Linked DNA regions of Homo sapiens: region 2 is linked to region 1. Evidence: chromatin loops called from intact Hi-C (ENCODE). Cell type or tissue: gastrocnemius medialis. All regions are shown on one strand. Each heading gives the region's core, and the rest is flanking DNA. Links, peaks and the distances in the headings are about the cores only. Region 1 overlaps VCP (valosin containing protein). Region 2 overlaps LOC105376025 (a long non-coding RNA gene).

Region 1 (6,566 bases), core at 1,374-6,373:
GGCAGATCACTTGAGGTCAGGTGTTCAAGACCAGCCTGGGCAACATGGTGAAATCCCATCTCTACTAAAAATACAAAAATTAGCCAGGCATGGTGGTACACATCTGTAATCCCAGCTACTCAGGAGGCTGAGGCAGGAGAATCGGTTGAACCCAGGAGTCGGAGGTTGCAGTGAGCTGAGATTGTGCCACTGCACTCCAGCCTGGGTGACAGAGTGAGACTCTGTCTCAAAAAAGAAAAAGACTGGGTGTTCTTTGGAGAACTAACCATCTTTCAGGGATGAGAAACCTGCCAGCTATTCATTTCTGGGCCTAATTGTTTCTTGGATTTACCTAATGCCAGGAATTTCAAAAAACTAGACTGAACCCAAAATATATAAGTGATTGAAATCATTTTTGAAGTAAAGCTGATGGTGGCTTCAGGCCTCTGCCCATTCCCAGGGTTTCCAGCTTCAGATTTTAGAGACCCCTTCTCAGTAAGACTACGAGTAATGTGAGAGGCAAGGACTGTGCTAGAAATCTTTGCCTTGGGATTTTTGTAGTTGTTCTTTGAGGCCGGATCCCTTTAGAGGAGAATCTTTTTTAAATTTAATTTAATTTTTAATGAGATGGAGTCTTGCTGTATTGCCCAGGAACTCCTGGACTCAAGCATTCCTCCCACCTCTGCCTCCCAAAGTGCTGGGATTACAGATGTGAGCCACCATGCCGGGTTGAGAATCTTCTTATACGGTAGGTTTTTGCACACTAGGTAGTGGAATGATTTAGAGAAACTCAGCTTTTGCTGATATAATATTCTTGCCTTCTCCTTTCTTTATCTCCTCCATATTCAGGATGAGGAAGAGTCCTTGAATGAAGTAGGGTATGATGACATTGGTGGCTGCAGGAAGCAGCTAGCTCAGATAAAGGAGATGGTGGAACTGCCCCTGAGACATCCTGCCCTCTTTAAGGCAATTGGTGTGAAGGTGAGCATCCTGGGCTCTGGAATCAAGTCTAAAGTGGTGCCAATGTCTAATCCTGTCCCAATGTCTAATCCTGGGACTGTTTTCATGCATGGCTTTCATTATTGCCTTGGATTAGAGGGGCAATAACGTATCCTTTAGTTTACCTAAGGCTCTAAATTCATTAGAGCTGATGGTCTAAAACCAGAGTAGGCTAATCAAATTGTCTGTTGTGTGCGTGTGCGCACAAAACACACACACATATATATATGGGTTTTTCTTTACAACTCTTAGAATATAAAAGCCATTCTTGTATCAATGGACCCTGTAAAAACAAATCTCACCATAGTTTGCCAGCCTGTCTAGAGCAATGTCACCCAGTAGAAGTAAGGAAGTTAAGGAAATTTTCAGAGTGTTAAAGGGTTCTGAGTCTAAAACATTTGAGAACTATTGGTCTAGAGTGTAGCTTCTCAATCTTTTCCTAGTGGGAAAGTGTTTCCATGGAACACACTGAAGATGAAGTTACTCATTTTCCTAGTGGGTGGCACACAAATAATTTCATTTTCTATGTGGACAGTTTACATGTTCTGCTTGTGGATGAGGCCATAGAAAGGGTAGTGTTGAAGAAGAAAAATGATGATTGTAAGGAACAGCATTCCAGTGTGATAAATTCTGGAGGGCATGATTACTGGAGTGAGTGATCCTCTGGCAATGAAGAAAATAGACCCTGCTCTCTTAAATGGCTTAGCTAGTCTTTGGCCCTTGGTCTGTCTAAAATTGAGCCCTTAGTGTAATGGCCTCTTGCCTTTCCCTAGTCATGTATCTTCAAACGCATTTGGACTACAGTTTCTCTGCCCTTAGTCTCCTATGCAAGTTGCAATCATAAATGTTGCCCACTTTCTAGCAGTATTTTCCCTGCTAGTAATAGAAATGAGTGTGGCCTAAAGTAATTGTCTTCTTAGCATTTACTGCGGAGGGCTTATTCTTAATATTGTCAGGGTTGAAGCCTGATTCTCACCCTCTCTGGAGCGCTAGTCAAGCCATTTTAGGGTTTGGGAGAAGGTGGGAACCTAATCACACTCTGCATTGGTCCACAGCCTCCTAGAGGAATCCTGCTTTACGGACCTCCTGGAACAGGAAAGACCCTGATTGCTCGAGCTGTAGCAAATGAGACTGGAGCCTTCTTCTTCTTGATCAATGGTGAGATATTTGGTTCATCTTATGTCTAGCTAGACCCAATTTTGAACTGGGCTTATGAGCTGGAGCACTTATGAACACATCCTTTTTGCACCCATGCCCTCCTTCATGTTTATAGCATATTTCTTATGCTGGGGTATGTTACAGACAGAAGAGCAATAAAGGGAAGATATTTTACATTGGTGCTCCCTGTCCTGCCCCCTTTGAGAAAGATTGTGGACAGACTGCAGAGCGGGAGCAAGCTAGAATGAGAAATCAAAGGGTGAATGGTTAGTGATTTGAGAGGGTTTGGGGCAAATGAACTTTGATCACTGGCTCTTGGAGAATGCTGTTTAGTGGTGTGCCATCTGGTGTGCCATCTCTCTTGCTCTAGCCAGAGGTCCTAGAGCATTTGCTGTCACCTTTACAGTTCAACTGTGAGAAGAGTATAGTGAGTCCCTGGGCTTCTCTCCAGCCTTGCCTGGTGGCTGTCCTGGGATAATGGCTGGTAGAGGATGTGAGAAGTAGGCAGAGGTTACCACCTTCTCACCCAGGACCTGTCTCTGGGCCAAACAAGCAAGATAACTGATTTTTGGGAGGAATTGGGAAAGACTATCATTTTGTTATTGTCTCCATTCTGTATCCTTTCAGGTCCTGAGATCATGAGCAAATTGGCTGGTGAGTCTGAGAGCAACCTTCGTAAAGCCTTTGAGGAGGCTGAGAAGAATGCTCCTGCCATCATCTTCATTGATGAGCTAGATGCCATCGCTCCCAAAAGAGAGAAAGTAGGAGCTTACCTGAGGGGATAGAGGGGGGTTGAAAGGCCCTGACTTCACTTCTGACCAGACATCCTGTTCTGGCAGACTCATGGCGAGGTGGAGCGGCGCATTGTATCACAGTTGTTGACCCTCATGGATGGCCTAAAGCAGAGGGCACATGTGATTGTTATGGCAGCAACCAACAGACCCAACAGCATTGACCCAGCTCTACGGCGATTTGGTAAGGACTCCAGATACTTTTGACCCCGTCCTTGCTTAGGTCCTACTTCTCTCCTTCATCTAAGTCACCTAATCCTCTTGAAGCCCTTCACAGTGATTGGGTCCAGGGGTCTTTTTCCTTTACCCTACGTCCTGTCTAGAGTGACCAACCACCCTGGTTTTCCTGAGACTGAAAGGTTTCCCAGAGCTTGAGACTTTTTTAGTGCTGGCATTAGGACAATCCTGTGCTGGCTGAGATGGTTGGTCACCCTAGGCCTGTCTCTTACCTCTGGACTAGAGATGAGCCCTGTTTATGTTTGTGTACTGTCCCACAGGTCGCTTTGACAGGGAGGTAGATATTGGAATTCCTGATGCTACAGGACGCTTAGAGATTCTTCAGATCCATACCAAGAACATGAAGCTGGCAGATGATGTGGACCTGGAACAGGTGAAGTGATGATGATGGCTGACCAGGCGTTACAGTGTCTCTAGGCAGTTGCTGGGAACTGGCTAGAGACATAAGGTTAAGATGTGAGGAGATGGGTTTTGATTTCTGGACAGGGGAAAGGAAGTAATCTGAGATTGAATCCAGGAAATGGGAGTTGGCATTTTTCATAGTTGACGCTGCATTTAGAGTAAATCAGAATTGTTGGAGCAGCCTTATTTCTAGGTCCCAAGTCCAGAATTAAGTACTTAAAACCCAGCCCATAAAGGTATTGATAGTATATATTCAAGGAAATGAGAGGACCCAGGGATAGCAGTCAGGGGAAGGATTCTATTGTCTCTGAGCCTCCTGCAGCAGCTGGGTCTTTGAGGCAGCATAGTAAGTAGATCTTTCTCTGCAGGTAGCCAATGAGACTCACGGGCATGTGGGTGCTGACTTAGCAGCCCTGTGCTCAGAGGCTGCTCTGCAAGCCATCCGCAAGAAGATGGATCTCATTGACCTAGAGGATGAGACCATTGATGCCGAGGTCATGAACTCTCTAGCAGTTACTATGGATGACTTCCGGGTAAGGACCACACCCGTGCCTCAGGTACACACATACGTGCTTTGACCCCTCCCTTGATAAGTCTCATCCCCAGTTTTCCCTCCTTTTCTAGTGGGCCTTGAGCCAGAGTAACCCATCAGCACTGCGGGAAACCGTGGTAGAGGTGCCACAGGTAACCTGGGAAGACATCGGGGGCCTAGAGGATGTCAAACGTGAGCTACAGGAGCTGGTCCAGGTAGGGCAACTTGGTCCAGGGTGAGTCACTGTCTCAGTACATTGTAATTGATCTGGGTGATCTCAGGGTGTCAACACATTTGCTGCAAGAGTTGTGAGAGCACGACTTAGGAACCTACTGTTCTTAGGTTTGAGGCACTAAGGAGTCTTCTTCTAGAGAACCTGGATCTGATACCATTGGGTACACCATGAAATAATGGAGGGGATGCTTCTGTTTAGTTAGGTTTCTTTCAAAATGTGGAGGTAGCCTTGAACCCTCTTTCCTTTTCCTCCTAGTATCCTGTGGAGCACCCAGACAAATTCCTGAAGTTTGGCATGACACCTTCCAAGGGAGTTCTGTTCTATGGACCTCCTGGCTGTGGGAAAACTTTGTTGGCCAAAGCCATTGCTAATGAATGCCAGGCCAACTTCATCTCCATCAAGGGTCCTGAGCTGCTCACCATGTGGTTTGGGGAGTCTGAGGCCAATGTCAGAGAAATCTTTGACAAGGTGAGCTACAATAGGCTGAACTATGTATTGATTTGCCTGAGGGCAAGGAATAGAGGCTGTTTTTCTTTAAGAGGGTTGAAATATTCTTAGTGCTGGCTGCTCAACTGCACAGTAAGTCACTTGATTTTCTTTCTGAGGTCTGAGAGACCTAGTGTTATTTTTTTTTTCTCTCTCTCTCTCTTGAGACAGGGTCTGGCTCTGTTGCCCAGGTTGGAGGGCAGTGGTACAGTCATGGCTCACTGTAACCTTGAAACCTGGGCTTAAGCAATTCTCCTACTTCAGCCTCCTGAGTAGCTGGGACTATAGGCATGCGTCACCACATCTGGCTAATTTTTTATTTTTTGTAGAGACAAAGTCTCAGTATGTTGCCCATGCTGGTTTCGGATTTCTGGCCTCAAGTGATCCTCCCACCTTGGCCTCCCAAAGTGCTGGGAATACAGGTGTGAGCCACCACGTTTGCCTAGAGACATCTAGTTTTGTTAGTGCTTGAATCAATCCATTCCTCCTACAGGCCCGCCAAGCTGCCCCCTGTGTGCTATTCTTTGATGAGCTGGATTCGATTGCCAAGGCTCGTGGAGGTAACATTGGAGATGGTGGTGGGGCTGCTGACCGAGTCATCAACCAGATCCTGACAGAAATGGATGGCATGTCCACAAAAAAAAATGTGTTCATCATTGGCGCTACCAACCGGCCTGACATCATTGATCCTGCCATCCTCAGACCTGGCCGTCTTGATCAGCTCATCTACATCCCACTTCCTGATGAGAAGTCCCGTGTTGCCATCCTCAAGGCTAACCTGCGCAAGTCCCCAGTTGCCAAGGCAGGTGCAAGATCATGGGCTGTGGGAGACTTGCATGAGTCCTCAGGCTGGTACGGAGTGCTCTTTAGTTTCTGGACAAGATTCCACTGGGGTTAGGGTTGGTCTAAAGGGAAGGTAGAATTTTTGAGGATATCAAGATAATCTAGAATCAGGAATAAAATGGGGTGGCCAAAGAAGGGGCAAACTGTAGTTGGGAGTGCTCGGGTAGCCCAAAGATCTGCGTATCTCGAGAGGAGAGGCTAAATGCTAAGGTACCTCTGCTGCTGCTTTTAGGATGTGGACTTGGAGTTCCTGGCTAAAATGACTAATGGCTTCTCTGGAGCTGACCTGACAGAGATTTGCCAGCGTGCTTGCAAGCTGGCCATCCGTGAATCCATCGAGAGTGAGATTAGGCGAGAACGAGAGAGGCAGACAAACCCATCAGCCATGGTGAGTCTGCATCCTTTCCCCAGATGTGCCAATCATGGAGAGCCAGGCAGCAGCCACCACCATGCCCTGGAGTTGAGAGTAGAAGCTGTTGGAAAGATCATCTAACTGAGAAGAATTTTAATAGGGCATCAAAGATAAAGAATGCTGAGGTGAATCCATTCAATTTGGAATAAGGCCGAGAAGAGATGGTCAGGCTCCATTCTCAGTCTGAACCAAGCTCCATGAGGGAAATCAAAGTATGAGAGTGCAGCAAACACAGCAAGGTTTTTTTTGTTTTTTGTTTTTTGTTTTTTTTTTGAGACGAAGTCTCACTCTGTTGCCCAGACTGGAGTGCAGTGGCACGATCTTGGCTCACTGCAACTTCTGCCTCCCAGGTTCAAGCGATTCTCCTGCCTCAGCCTCCCGAGTAGCTGGGACTACAGGCACATGCCACCATGTCCGGCTAGTTTTTTGTATTTTTTTTTTAGTAGAAACGTGGTTTCACCACGTTAGCCAGGATGGTCTCGATCTCCTGAC
Region 2 (12,818 bases), core at 3,816-8,815, 48 kb after region 1:
CTTTTACACTGTTGGTGGGAGTGTAAATTGTGGAAGACAGTGTGGCAATTCCTCAAAGATCTAGAGGCAGGAATACCATTTGACCCAGCAATCCCATTACTGGGTAAATACCCAAAGGAATATAAATCATTCTGTTATAAAGAAAACGTGCATGTGTATGTTCATTGCAGCACTACTTGCAATACCAAAGACATGGAATCAACACAAATGCCCATAAATGATAGACTGGATAAAGAAAACATGGTACATACACACCATGGAATACTATGCAGCCATAAGAAGGAATGAGATCATGTCCTTTGCAGGGACATGGGTGGAGCTGGAAGCTGTTATCCTCAGCAAACTAACGCAGGAACAGAAAACCAAACACTGCGTGTTCTCACTTATAAGTGGGAGCTGAACAATGAAAACACATGGACACATGAGAGGAACAACACACACTGGGGCTTCTCAGTGGGAGGGAGAGCATCAGGAAGAATAGCTAATGGATGCTGGACTTAATACCAAGGCGATGGGTTGATCTGTGAAGCAAACCACCATGGCACACGTTTACATATATAATAAACCTGCACATCCTGCACATGTGCCTCAGAACTTAAAAGTCGAAGGAAATCAAAAACAAAAACAAATAGTTAACAAGAAAATAAGTTTATTTTTGTTGCTTTTTGTTTGTTTCTTTGTTTGTGATAAAGTCTTGCTCTGGCACCCCTGCTGGAGTGTAGTGGCATGATCACGGCTCACTGCAACCTGCAACCTCTGCCTCCCAGGTTCAAGTGATTCTTGTGCCTCAGCCTCCCAAGTAGCTGGGATTACAGGCATGCACCACTATGGCCTAGCTCATTTTTGTGTTTTTAGTAGAGGTGGTGTTTTGCCATGTTGGCCAGGCTGGTCTCAAACTCCTGGCCTCAAGCGATCCTCTTGCCTCAGCCTCCCAAAGTGCTGGGATTACAGGCATGAGCCACTGGGCTGGCCATCAGGGAAATAACTTTAAATGATAGCTATCACAGTTTTCATAAGTAATCTGGGTAAACTATTTTTAAAAATTAATTAGGTAAATGTAATGGAATAAATGCTTATAAATGATCTTATCATATAATTTAAAATCTAAAGTTATATGAAGTTAAATAATAGATATTCATTAAATGTCTGGGTCATTTCCTTTTAAAAAGTTATAGGAAAACATTTTTCTAAAAAAAGAAATGTGTTCTTATTTAAAGGAAAATAATTTTTGTCTAATTCCAAGGTTATTTAAAAGTTATTTATGAAACAAGATAAAGGTAGTCAGTAAATATGAGCAATGTAAAGAAAGTTACAAATATAAAGAGTTGTTTTTGGCAAGAAAGGTTAAAAGGAAAATAATTTTATGTAAGAAAGAATCTCGTGTGGTAAAATTTTGTCCTGAAATAAAATGACTGGTTATTTAAGAAAGAGGGATGTTTAGGATAAAACAGGAAGTCCAAGCATGTTGTAAATGATTTGTATCAAGTTGTCTGTAATTAAAGGGAAACTATTTATAATACTTTTTCTAGAGATTGGGTTTTGATCTAAAAAAAACAAACACTAAAGAATTGGTTAGAACAGCAAAATTTTCTTAAGGTATTGATTTACTCTTAATAAAATTACAAGAGATTTTAATTTTTTTTTTAGCCCAAAGTTCAACTTTTATTGCATTTTGCTGTTTTCAGCTTTCTCTCCCCTTTTAAAAGGCCTGAAATAATAACTCTCCTTCAACTCATTTTCAGCTCCTGTAAGTTTTTCTCCCCTCAGGTTCTAATTATTTGTTGTGGCCTGATGCTAAAAATGTTTTATCTTAAAGGTCTAAAGGAAATGTTTTCTTCTAACATAGTGTCCTGTGCTCTTGGCTTTAAATTGTTCTATGAATCTGAAAATTTTTACTTGTGACCCAGGAAACATTCTTCCTATGTCTAATTCAAGTACTATTTTCATTAGTTTTGACTTGCAGATTATCTAAATGGATTCCCCATAGGGAACAGAAATTACACTGCAGAAGGTCTTTGCTTTTGCCTTTTGGTAACTGGCCTAACAAACAGATTTTATGTTTTATTGAAATAATTCCTATATCATTACTATTAAGTTTTGGTTTGCTTAGAAAAAACTGAAAAAACATTCTAAATTAAAGTTATTGCATCCGTGTAACTTTCTGTATGTGCTTTTCAAGTTTTTGTGCCATTCAATTACAGGGTTTGACTCTTGAGTCTAAAAAGGACACTAAGTCCTGCTCAATCTTAAATACTGACAGCAGTTAAAGCCTCATCTTCAGACCTGGTAGAAGATGCCAATCAAAATAAACTGCTTTCATGAGACACAGGGCCAGAAATTAAACGTATTCGACTTCCCAAGGCTCAGGGACTATTGTGGAAGAGCTGGGTGCATGAGATTGTAAGGGCTGATGTTGAGAGATTAAATTAGTTTGGTTCTCTATAAACCTAACCATTAATGTCAAAGGCACACTGATGCAAAACCAGCATATGGCTGGTTTTTGAGCATTTTCTTAGAGCATTAGCACACTCCTTAAAAAAAGGTTATACAGGTTATAGAAAGGTTTATGGAAATTATATCTTACGGTCAAATGACTAAAATTTAGTAGATTTTGCTTATAATTTTTTTTTTGAGACAGAGTCTTGCTCTGTTGCCCAGGTTGGAGTGCGGTGGCACAATCTCAACTCACTGCAACCTCTGCCTCCTGGGTTCAAGCAATTCTCCTGCCTCAGCCTCCCAAGTAGCTGGGACTACAGGCACATGCCACCACACCTGGGTAATTTTTGTATTTTTAGTGGAGACAGGGTTTCACCATGTTGGCCAGGCTGGTCTCGAACTCCTGACCTCAAGTGATCCACCTGCCTTGGCGTCCCAAAGTGCTGGGATTACAGGCATGAGCCACCATGCCCAGCCTGTTTATAAAATTTTGAGAGATTTAGTTGTTCTTATGCTGTCTTTATTAGGGCTTATTGTTTAGGAAAGTAAGTCTCTTTTCTCAAAGAATAAAAGATTTTTCCTTTTTGAAATCTTTGAGTTATCATTTTGGCTAAAAAAAGAATTATTTTATAATATTTTACCATGATCCTATTTTGTGATATCAAGTGTTATATTTGACAAACTTTCCAAAATCAAATTCTGACTTTGCTTCCCTTAATTTTTTTTGATATTAGGTCTCCTGAAGTGCAAAAAAGACATATTTGGCTTGATATAAAATCATATAGGAAGTTTTATCAAATATGAAATGGTATTTACCATTTTTCAGATTCCTGTGATTGGGACTAGTCTTTTTTTTTTTTTTTTAAGATGGAGTCTCGTCCTGTTGCCCAGGCTGGAGTGCAGTGGCACGATCTCAGCTCACTGCAACCTCGGCCTCCTGGATTCAAGCGATTCTTCTGCCCCAGCCTCCCAAGTAGCTGGGATTACAGGCACGTGCCACCACGCCTGGCTAATTTTTGTGTTTTTAGTAGAGATGGGGTTTCACCATGTTGGTCAGGCTGGTCTCGAACTCCTGACCTCGTGATCCACCCACCTCGGCCTCCCAAAGTGCTGGGATTACACGCATGAGCCACCATGCCTGGCCTCGGATGAGTCTTAGTATATGTTGTCAGTAGTAATTATGCTTATCATGTAAAATTGTTGTATGCCACAGAAGTAACTAAATTTCCTTGTCAGTCCTGTCTAACTATGACTGTTCTAAGAGTTTTGTCATCCACAGTTGTTTTACTTTTATCCTTTTTTTTTTCTGAGAAAGAGTCATACTCTGTCACCCAGGCTGGAGTGCAGTGGTGCAATCTTGGCTCAATGCAATCTCTGCCTCCCGAATTCAAGTGATTCTTCCACCTCAGCCTCCCAAGTAGCTGGGATTACAGGTGCATGCCACCATGCCCAGCTAATTTTTGTATTTTTAGTAAAGATAGGGTTTTGCCATGTTGGCCAGGCTAATCTCAAACTCCTGACCTCAAGTGATCCACCCACCTCAGCTTTCCAAAGTGCTGGGATTACAGACATGAGCCACTGTGCCCAGCCTACTTTTATCCTTTTCAAAAGGTGATTTTATAAATAGCTATATGACTCTGACAGGTGCTTTTGAATGCAGGTTTCTGATAACTTGGGAGATTGTGACACTAGAATAGAGGAGAAACATCTAAGACTCCTGTAGACAGTTAATGTGTTCATAAACATTGAGCAGAACCGGAGTTAATTACATGGACTAAACTAATGGAAAACTGAAATAATCTTTTTATGACTTTGTTTGAAACATTGGTAATTCTTTTGTTTCTGAGTCCAGAAAACCCTTTTTCTTTGAGCTATTTACAGCTTTTAACAATTGGGTAAACTAAATTCCCGTGAGCAAAATCTGAAGCATATTCCTCTACCTGAATTCTCCAGAATTTGAAAACTATTAGCAAGTATACTTAATTTATAGCAGTCTAGTTATTTGCATAAGTTCAATAAGAATCTGTTTTCTTTTGTAACAGGATACAATTGAAGACACTGGTTATTTTACCAAGGCTTTGATTGGAATGGCTTACTTTCAGATATAAATCAACTGCTTTAAGGAATCAAAGTTGACTTACAGAGTCATAAAAGCCCCTTGGGAAAGCTGGCCTCATGCCTTTCCACACAGTTCCTGTACAGTTTCCTGACGTGTGGTAAGTAAAGCATGTCACTTTCTGGGCCAGCTGTGGTGCCTCATACCTGTAATCCCAGCACTTTGGGAGGCCAAGGTGGGTGGATCACTTAAGGTCAGAAGTTTGAGACCAGTTGGCCAACAGGCCAACAGAGCAAAACCCCATCTCTACTAAAAATAAAAAAATGAGTTGGGCATGGTGGCATGTGCATGTAATTCCAGCTATTTGGGAGGCTGAGGCACGAGAATCACTTGAACCTAGGTGGCAGAGGTTGCAGTGAGCCGATATTGCACCATTGCACTCCAGCCTGGGTGACAGAGTGAGACTTTGTCTCAAAAAAAAAAAAAAAGTCACTTTCTGATAGGCCCAGGAGACTCAAATTATCTTGGGAATTCACCCAATTAATACAGGTATCTGCAGGTACAGGCTAGGCTCAAGTCCAATCTGAAATTTCTTATGGAATAAAGTTCCAGCAAAGCCAGTTTTTTTTTTTTTAAAGAGCCTATATGGCAAATAATTTTTTCTTTTTTGAGACAGAATCTTGCTCTGTTGCCCAGGCTGGAGTACAGTGGCACGATCTGGGCTCACTGCAACTTCTGCCTCTGAGATTCAAGTGATTCTCATGCCTCAGCCTCCTGAATATCTGGACTACAGGCATGTGCCACCATGCCTGGCTAGTTTTTGTATTTTTAGTGGAGATGGGTTTTCTCCCTGTTGCCCAGGCTGGTCTTGAACTTCTGGCCTCAAGTGAGCCACCTGTTTCGGCCTCCCAAAGTGCTGGGATTACAGGTGTGAGCCACTGCGCCCAGCCAGCACATAATTATTCTTGCTGACTTCATGCAAATACACAGGCCAAGTATAATAAGACTAACACTTATTTTATGCATAAATTTGTCCTATGATTTGTATTTAGTGAAAATGGGGACTGGAGAGAGAAAAATTATTTTTCAAAGTGAACTATAGTGTACCTGTTATTAGATTCTAGTCTTGCCTAATATTTTTCAATTTTTATTATTTTCTAGTTTGGACTGAATTTAAAAATTTTGGGGGGGTACAGGTATTCAAAATAATATTTTCAATTTTTTTCTTCTTTCCTTCCTTTTTTTCCATTTTTTGTGATTTGAAATCACTAAAAGTTATGCTGTGCTTTCTTAAAACCCTGTGAACTGAAGCTACACAACTTAAACTTCAGAAGAAAATAACAGCAACCTATATGCCAGCCTACTGATGTATGAACTTCAGAGAAAAATGGCTCTATCTTTTCATTTGTTTGTTGTTTTCTTTCTTTCTGTCCCTATTTTCTGTTTGTAGAACATGATACTTTACAACCTGCTAAAAATGAGCTTTTCTAATAATGTGAGACCTACCTGTCTAGAATAGATCATCCTAGCTATAAGTGATCAGAAAAACCTGAGACTGGAGACTCATTTTCTTCTAAAATGCTCTTTCTGAAAGATTTTAAAAAGAAACAGAAAAAATGTGAAAGGAAAATAAATCTCGGATTCCAAAATCACTAAGCCAAGGGAAAAGTCAAGCTGGAAACTATGTCAGGCGAACCTACCTCCCATTTTATTCCTAAATAAGACAGCTACAAAGATAAAAAAAAAATCTCCCTCACAATTTGCCCACAAGGAAATTTCTTGTGGGCCTCAAGATCTTTACCCTGAAACAGTTCTGTTGAATTTCACCCTGGCAATGTAAACTGATAGCTTATTTTCACAGATGTGGGACAGGAAGTCATCCCTCTGCTCACCTGAGACAATTGCATATCCGATTGCTTCCTGTGCCCTATTGTTTATGTAAAAATGCAGATACACTGAGACAGACTAAACTTTTTTTTTCTTTTTCTTTTTTTTTTTTTTTTTTTTGAGTCAGAGTCTCACCCTGTCACCCAGGCTGGAGTGCAGTGGTGCAATCTCAGCTCACTGCAACCCTTGCCTTCCAGGTTCAAGTTATTCTCCTGCCTCAGCCTCCCATATAACTGGGACTATAGGCACATGCCCTCATGCCCGGCTAATTTTTGTATTTTTAGTATAGGGGTTTCTCTATGTTGGCCAAGGCTGGTCTCAAACTCCTGAGAGTGAGAGGTCCTGAGAGACCTCGAGTGATCCACCCGCCTCAGCCTCCCAAAGTGCTGGGATTACAGGTGTGAGCTACCATGCCTGGCTCAGACTAAATTGTGTATTCAGTGAAAGGCTGATCAAGGACTCAAAAGAATGCAACCTTTTGTCTTTTATCTACCTATAACCTGGAAGCCCACCCTCACCCCCATCCCACTTTTGAGTTGTCCCACCTTTCCTGACTGAGCCAATGCACATCTTACACATATTATGTCTCATGTCCCCCTAAAATGTATAAAACCAAGCTGTATCCCAACCACCTTGGGCACATGTCATCAGGACCTCTTGAGGCTGTGTCATGGGCGTGTCCTTAACCTTGGCAAATTAAACTTTCTAAATTGTTTGAGACCTGTCTCAGATATTTTGGGTTCATAGGTGATTCTTTTCCTGCTGGAACTGATTGTAAGCAGGTAAAAGCAGCCACGCCACTTCTTGAAGGCTTTGCTGCTTAGAAATTTCTTCCACCAGATGTCCTAGGTCTTTACTCTTAAGTTTGACCTTCTACAGAGTCCTAGAGCATGGAGACAATGCAGCCAGTTCTTTGTTTATACTAACAAGGTTTGGTCCAGTTCCTAATAAATTCTTAATTTGTATCTGAGATGTCAGCTTGGCCTTTACTGTCTATATTTGTATGAACATTTTGATCACAACCACTTAATCAATCTCTAAGAAGTTCCAAACTTTCCCTCAGGAAAAGTTTGCCCTGGCTGGTTTTGAACTCCTGGCTTCAAGTAATCCTCCCACCTTGGCCTCTCAAAGTGCTGGGATGACAGGCATAAGCCACCATTCTCAGCTGATGCCTTCCATTACTTGTTCTTGTTGAATAGCTCTGGTTAGAACTTCCATTACAATATTGAATAGCAGGGCATCCTTTTCTTGTTCCTGATCTTAGGGGGAAAACTTTCAGTATTTCATCATTGATATCCTGCTAGCTGTGGCTTTCTCATAAATGCTTTATATCGTGTTGGGAAATGGTCTCTTTATTCCTAGTTTTCTTAATTTTTATCATTAAAAGGTTAGATTTTGTTAAATACTTTTTCTGTGTCAACTGAAATGATCATTTGGTTTTTCCCCTTCATTCTGTTAATATGATGTGTTACATGGATTGATTTTCTTATGTGTAATCACCCCTGCATTCTTGGAATAAATTCCACTTGGTTATGGTGAATGATCATTTTAATTTGCTGTTGAGTTCAACCTGCTAATATTTTATTGAGGATTTTATCATCTATATTTATAAAGGATATTGGTCTGTAATTTTCTTTTCTAATGATGTCTTTATCTGCCTTTGGTATCAGGGTAATGCTAACCTCATAGAATTAGTTAGAAAGTTTTTCTCTGCTTCATTTTTTTGGAAGAGTTTAAGAAGGATTGTTGTTAATTCTTTAAATGTTTAGTAGTTGATATCTGCATCATCATCCTAAGGGTGTCTCCAGCTATATTCATCTCAGTTTTCAATTTGCTTTTCTGTCCTATCAGTTTTCTCTGTGGAAGGCAAATATGTTCCATGAAGAAGGCTGTTAGATGTTGTATAGAACTCCTCTCCATATTTTTCTCTTAGTTTTTAATATATTTCTATGTCAGGTTTGATCTGCTTGGTCAACAAATGATACTGGTGTAACTGGGAAGTGGCATAATGTAAAAATCCCAGATTGGAGTTTTTCCTTTTCCTCTCCCATCTTTCTGTATCTTTTCTCATAGTCTTTTTGTGAACATTCTTTTTTTTTTCTCCTTCTTCCTGCAATTCCCATTTGAAATGAGCCTTATTAACTTCCCAGTTTGCAGGTAGTTTTAAGTCTTTTATCGTCCTCCACAACTTCTTGGCGATTTAATTTCCAAGCTTCAGTCTCTTTCAGGTGCAGCTCCCAGAATTTGTGCAGTCTTGGTTCATGCTTCTGAGTGGCCAGCTCCTCAGCTGCTGCAAAAGCCTCCTTCTCCATGCTGTCCACTGACACCTTCTCAGCCATAGTCTCAGCTGTCCTATGGCAGTGCTTTTCTCCATACTGTACCCCCCAACTCCCCATTTTGATACACAGTTTTGCTGGGCATAGACTTTTTTCTCTTGTACTCTTAGTATGCCCATCCCCTGCCTTCTCGATGGCTCCTGATGACAAATCAGCTGTTAATCTTATTGAGGATCCCTTGTATGTGAAAAGTCATTTTTCTCTTGCCTCTTTCAAGATGATATTTTTCTCTTTGTCTTTGACAGTTTGATTATGTTGTGTTTAGGTGTGGATCTCTTGTTGTTTATCCTGCTTGGAGCTCATTGAGCTTTTTGGATGTGTAGATTAATCTAATTTGGGAAGTTTTCAAACATTATTTCTTCAAATATTTATGCCTTTCTCTTCTCTTTCTCAGGCTATTGTTATTTATTTTTATGTTCTTATACTTGAGGGTGTTCTACAGGTTTTATAGGTTTTGTTCATTTTTCATCATTCTTTTTTCTTTCTGTTTCTCAAATTGGATAATCTCAGTTTCTCAAATTGGATAATCAGTGAACCTTCAAGTTCACTGATTTTCATTCTGCCTTCTCAACTCTGCTCTTGAGCTCCTATCAAATTTTTCATTTCAGTTATTATACTTTTCAACCCCAGGGTTTCTATTTGGTTATTAAAAAATAATTTCTACCTCCTTATTGATAAGTTCTATTGAGTGAGCCATTATTTCCACACTTCTCTTAAGGTTTTTAGTCTTTTTTTTGTTGGCAACAGGTTCTTACTTTGTCATCCAGGCTGGAGCATAGTGGCTCATGGCTCATTGCAGCCTCAATCTCCTGGGCTCAAGCCATCTTCCCATCTTAGACTCCTGTGTAGCTGGGACCACAGGCAGGTACCACCATTCCCTGCTAATTATTTCATTGTATTTGTAGAGATGGGGTCTTCCCATGTCACCCAGGCTGGTCTCGAAATCCTGGCCTCAAGCAATTCACCTGCCTCAGCCTCCCAAAGCACCAGGATTACAGAGTGAGCCACTGCTTGGCCTAGACAAAGTTTTTCTTCGTTTTGTTTTTTTTTTTTTTTAACATATTTTAAATAGTAGATTTAGCTAGGCATAGTGGCTCACACCTGTAATCCTAGCACTTTGGGAGCCTGAGGTGGGGGGATTGTTGAAGCCAGGAGTTTGAGAACAACCTGGACAACATAGTGAGACCTTGCCTCTATAATTTTTTTTTCAAGGCTGACTTATAGTTTTTTTAGTAAATCAAATGTTTGGGCTTCCTGAGTCACTTTTTGTTGATTGCTTTTTTCCCTTCACGTGTGTATATAGGCCATTCTCTTTTTTGCTTTGCATGTCTTATAGTTGTTGAAAACTGGACATTTAGAACAGTATTTTCATGCGCGTCCATGTGAAGAGACCACCAAACAGGCTTTGTGTGAGCAACAAGGTTGTTTATTTCACCTGGGTGCAGGCAGGCTGAGTCCGAAAAGAGAGTCAGCCAAGGGAGATAGGGATGGGGCCGTTTTATAAGATTTGGGTAGGTAAAGGAAAATTACAGTCAAAGGGGGGTTGTTCTCTGGTGGGCAGGAGTGGGGGTCACAAGGTGGTCAGTAGGGGAGCTTTTGAGCCAGGAAGAGCCAGGAGAAGGAATTTCACAAGATAATGTCATCAGTTAAGGCAGGAACTGGCCATCTGGATGTGTACATGCAGGTCACAGGGGATATGATGGCTTAGCTTGGGCTCAGAGGCCTGACATTCCTGTCTTCTTATATCAATAAGAAAAATAAAACGAAATAGTGGTAAAGTGTTGGGATGGCAAAAATTTTTGGGGGTGGTATGGAGAGATAATGGGCGATGTTTCTCAGGGCTGCTTCGAGCGGGATTAGGGGCGGCATGGGAACCTAGACTGGGAGAGATTAAGCTGAAGATTTTGTGGTAAGGGGTGATATCGTGGGATTGTTAGAAGAAACATTTAGAATTATTGGTGATGGCCTGGATATGGTTTTGTATGAATTGAAAAACTAAACGGAATAAGAGAAGGAGAAAAACAGGTATTAAAGGTCTAAGAATTGGGAGGACTTAGGACATCTAATTAGAGAGTGCCTAAGGAGATTCAGCATAGTCCTGCCAGCAAAGATTATTCATTTACTTTAAGAGTTAAGAGTGGCAGTTTGGGGATAGCACCAATATCAGCTGTGATGGCTTGGAGAAACAGTGTAAACTGGCAGTGTAAACAAGAGCAGGGCATGTATGAGTAGTTGAGAACAGTGAATAGGAGTATGACTAGACAGAAGATAGTAGGGATGACAAGTTTTTTGGGGCACAGTCCAAGTTGGTCTTGTGTCTGGAATGAGACTGGGGCTTAATAAAAAGGAGCATCTATACAAGAGCTCAAATGGGCTGTACCCTGTAGTATTCTGAGGACAGGCCTGAATTCTGAGAACGGAGAGTGGTAAAAGTATTGTCCAGTCCTTTTTAAGTTGGTGGCTGAGTTTGGTGAGGTTTTAAAAGACCATTAGTCCGTTCTACCTTTCCTGAAGACTGAGGACTGTAAGGGATATAAAGGTTTCACTGAATACTAAGAGCCTGAAAAAATGCTTGGCTGATTTGACTAATAAAGGCCAGTCTGCTATTGGACTGTATAGAGGTGGGAAGGCCAAACCGAGGAATTATGTCTGACAGAAGGGAAGAAATGACAGCAGTGGCCTTCTCAGACCTTGTAGGAAAGGCCTTTACTTATCCAGTGAAAGTGTCTACTTAGACTAAGAGGTATTTTTGTTTTCTGACTCGGGGCATGTTGAGTAAAGCCAATTTGCCAGTCCTGGGTAGGGGCAAATCTCCGAGCTTGATGTGTAGGGAAGGGAGGGGGCCTGAATAATCCTTGAGGAGTAGTAGAATAGCAGATAGAACACTGAGAAGTTATTTCCTTGAGGATAGATTGCCATGATGGAAAGGAAATGAGAGGTTCTAAGAAGTGGGCTAGTGGCTTGTACTATAGCATAGCCTGCCTTTGCTGGTGTGTGGCCATTAGGCCTGGTGGAACTGCCATCAATAAACCAAGTGTGATCAGGGTGAGGAACAGGAAAGAAGGAAATATGGGGAAATGGGGTGAATGTCAGGTGGATCAGAGAGATACAGTCATAGGGGACAGGTGTGGTATCAGGAATAATGTGGGAGGCCGGATTGAAGTCTGGGCCAGGAACAGTGGTAATTGTGGGAGACTTAACAAAGAGTGAGTACAGCTGAAGGAGCCGGGGAGCAGAAAATATATGTGTCAGGTGTGAAGAAGAAAATAGATTTTGGAAGTTATGAGAACTGTAGAGAGTGAGTTGAGCATAGTTTGTTATATTAAGGGCCTCTAAAGTATTAGGGCGGCAGCAGCCACTGCACGGAGACAGGATGGCCAGCCTAAAACAGGAAGGTGAAGTTGTTTGGACAAAAAGGCTACAGGACGTGATCCTGGTCCTTATGTAAGAATTCTGACTGCACAGCCCTGCACTTCAGCTGTGGGTAATGAAAAGGGTTGAGATGAGTCAGGGAGAGCTAGGGTGGGGGCAGTCTCTAAAGCTGTCTTCAAGGAATGGAAAGAGGAGTGGGGAAAGGATTTAGAATCTATGGGTCAGCTAGGTTTCTTTTTGTGAGTTTATATAATGGTTTTGTTAGGATGGCAAAACCAGGTATCTAAAGTCAAAAGTATCTAACTATGCCTAGGAAGGAAAGGAGTTGTTGTTTTGTAGAAGGTGTTGGGGTTTGAGAGATCAGCTGGACATGATCAGCAGGGAGAGCACATGTGTTTTTATGAGAATTACGCCGAGATAGGTAACAGATGAGGAAGAAATTTGCGCTTGACTGAAGTAATGGGGGCTGTCTGTGAAGCTTTGTGGCAGTACAGCCCAGGTAATTTGCTGAGCCTGATGGGTGTCAGGGTCAGTCCAAGTGAAAGCGAAGAGAGGCTGGGATGAAGGGTGCAAAGGAATAGTAAAGAAAGCATGTTTGAGATCTAGAACAGAATAATGGGTTGTGGAGGGAGGTATTGAGGATAGGAGAGTATATGGGTTTGGCACCACAGGGTAGATAGGCAAAACAATTTGGTTGGTAAGGTGCAGATCCTGAATTAACCTGTAAGGCT

What was found. Peaks named below come from ENCODE experiments on the same cell type or tissue, not always from the same donor. Only the 100,000 strongest peaks of a DNase experiment are listed, where the experiment ranks them.
Region 2: a loop joins it to region 1, with 2.1 times the contacts of the local background. A loop is called at or near these places in 4 of 110 quality-filtered maps.

What each region holds. Positions count from the first base shown.
Region 1 is chr9:35,058,548-35,065,113 of GRCh38, reverse strand. It overlaps VCP (valosin containing protein), which reads left to right. Exons shown (of 17, transcript NM_007126.5): 6 at 829-960; 7 at 2,034-2,136; 8 at 2,764-2,897; 9 at 2,976-3,111; 10 at 3,425-3,537; 11 at 3,935-4,099; 12 at 4,191-4,313; 13 at 4,589-4,801; 14 at 5,313-5,621; 15 at 5,895-6,050. Among named protein-coding and RNA genes, the nearest start is that of VCP, 11 kb to the left of the region's middle. In gastrocnemius medialis, for the core only: no CTCF peak of the experiment used is centred there; a DNase peak (open chromatin) is centred at 4,311; H3K27ac peaks cover 1,083 bases.
Region 2 is chr9:35,006,599-35,019,416 of GRCh38, reverse strand. LOC105376025 (a long non-coding RNA gene) reads left to right here. Exons shown (of 4, transcript XR_929579.3): 3 at 4,479-4,652; 4 at 5,768-7,919. It also overlaps the pseudogene SYF2P2. Among named protein-coding and RNA genes, the nearest start is that of DNAJB5, 23 kb to the right of the region's middle. In gastrocnemius medialis, for the core only: no CTCF peak of the experiment used is centred there; no DNase peak of the experiment used is centred there; H3K27ac peaks cover 828 bases.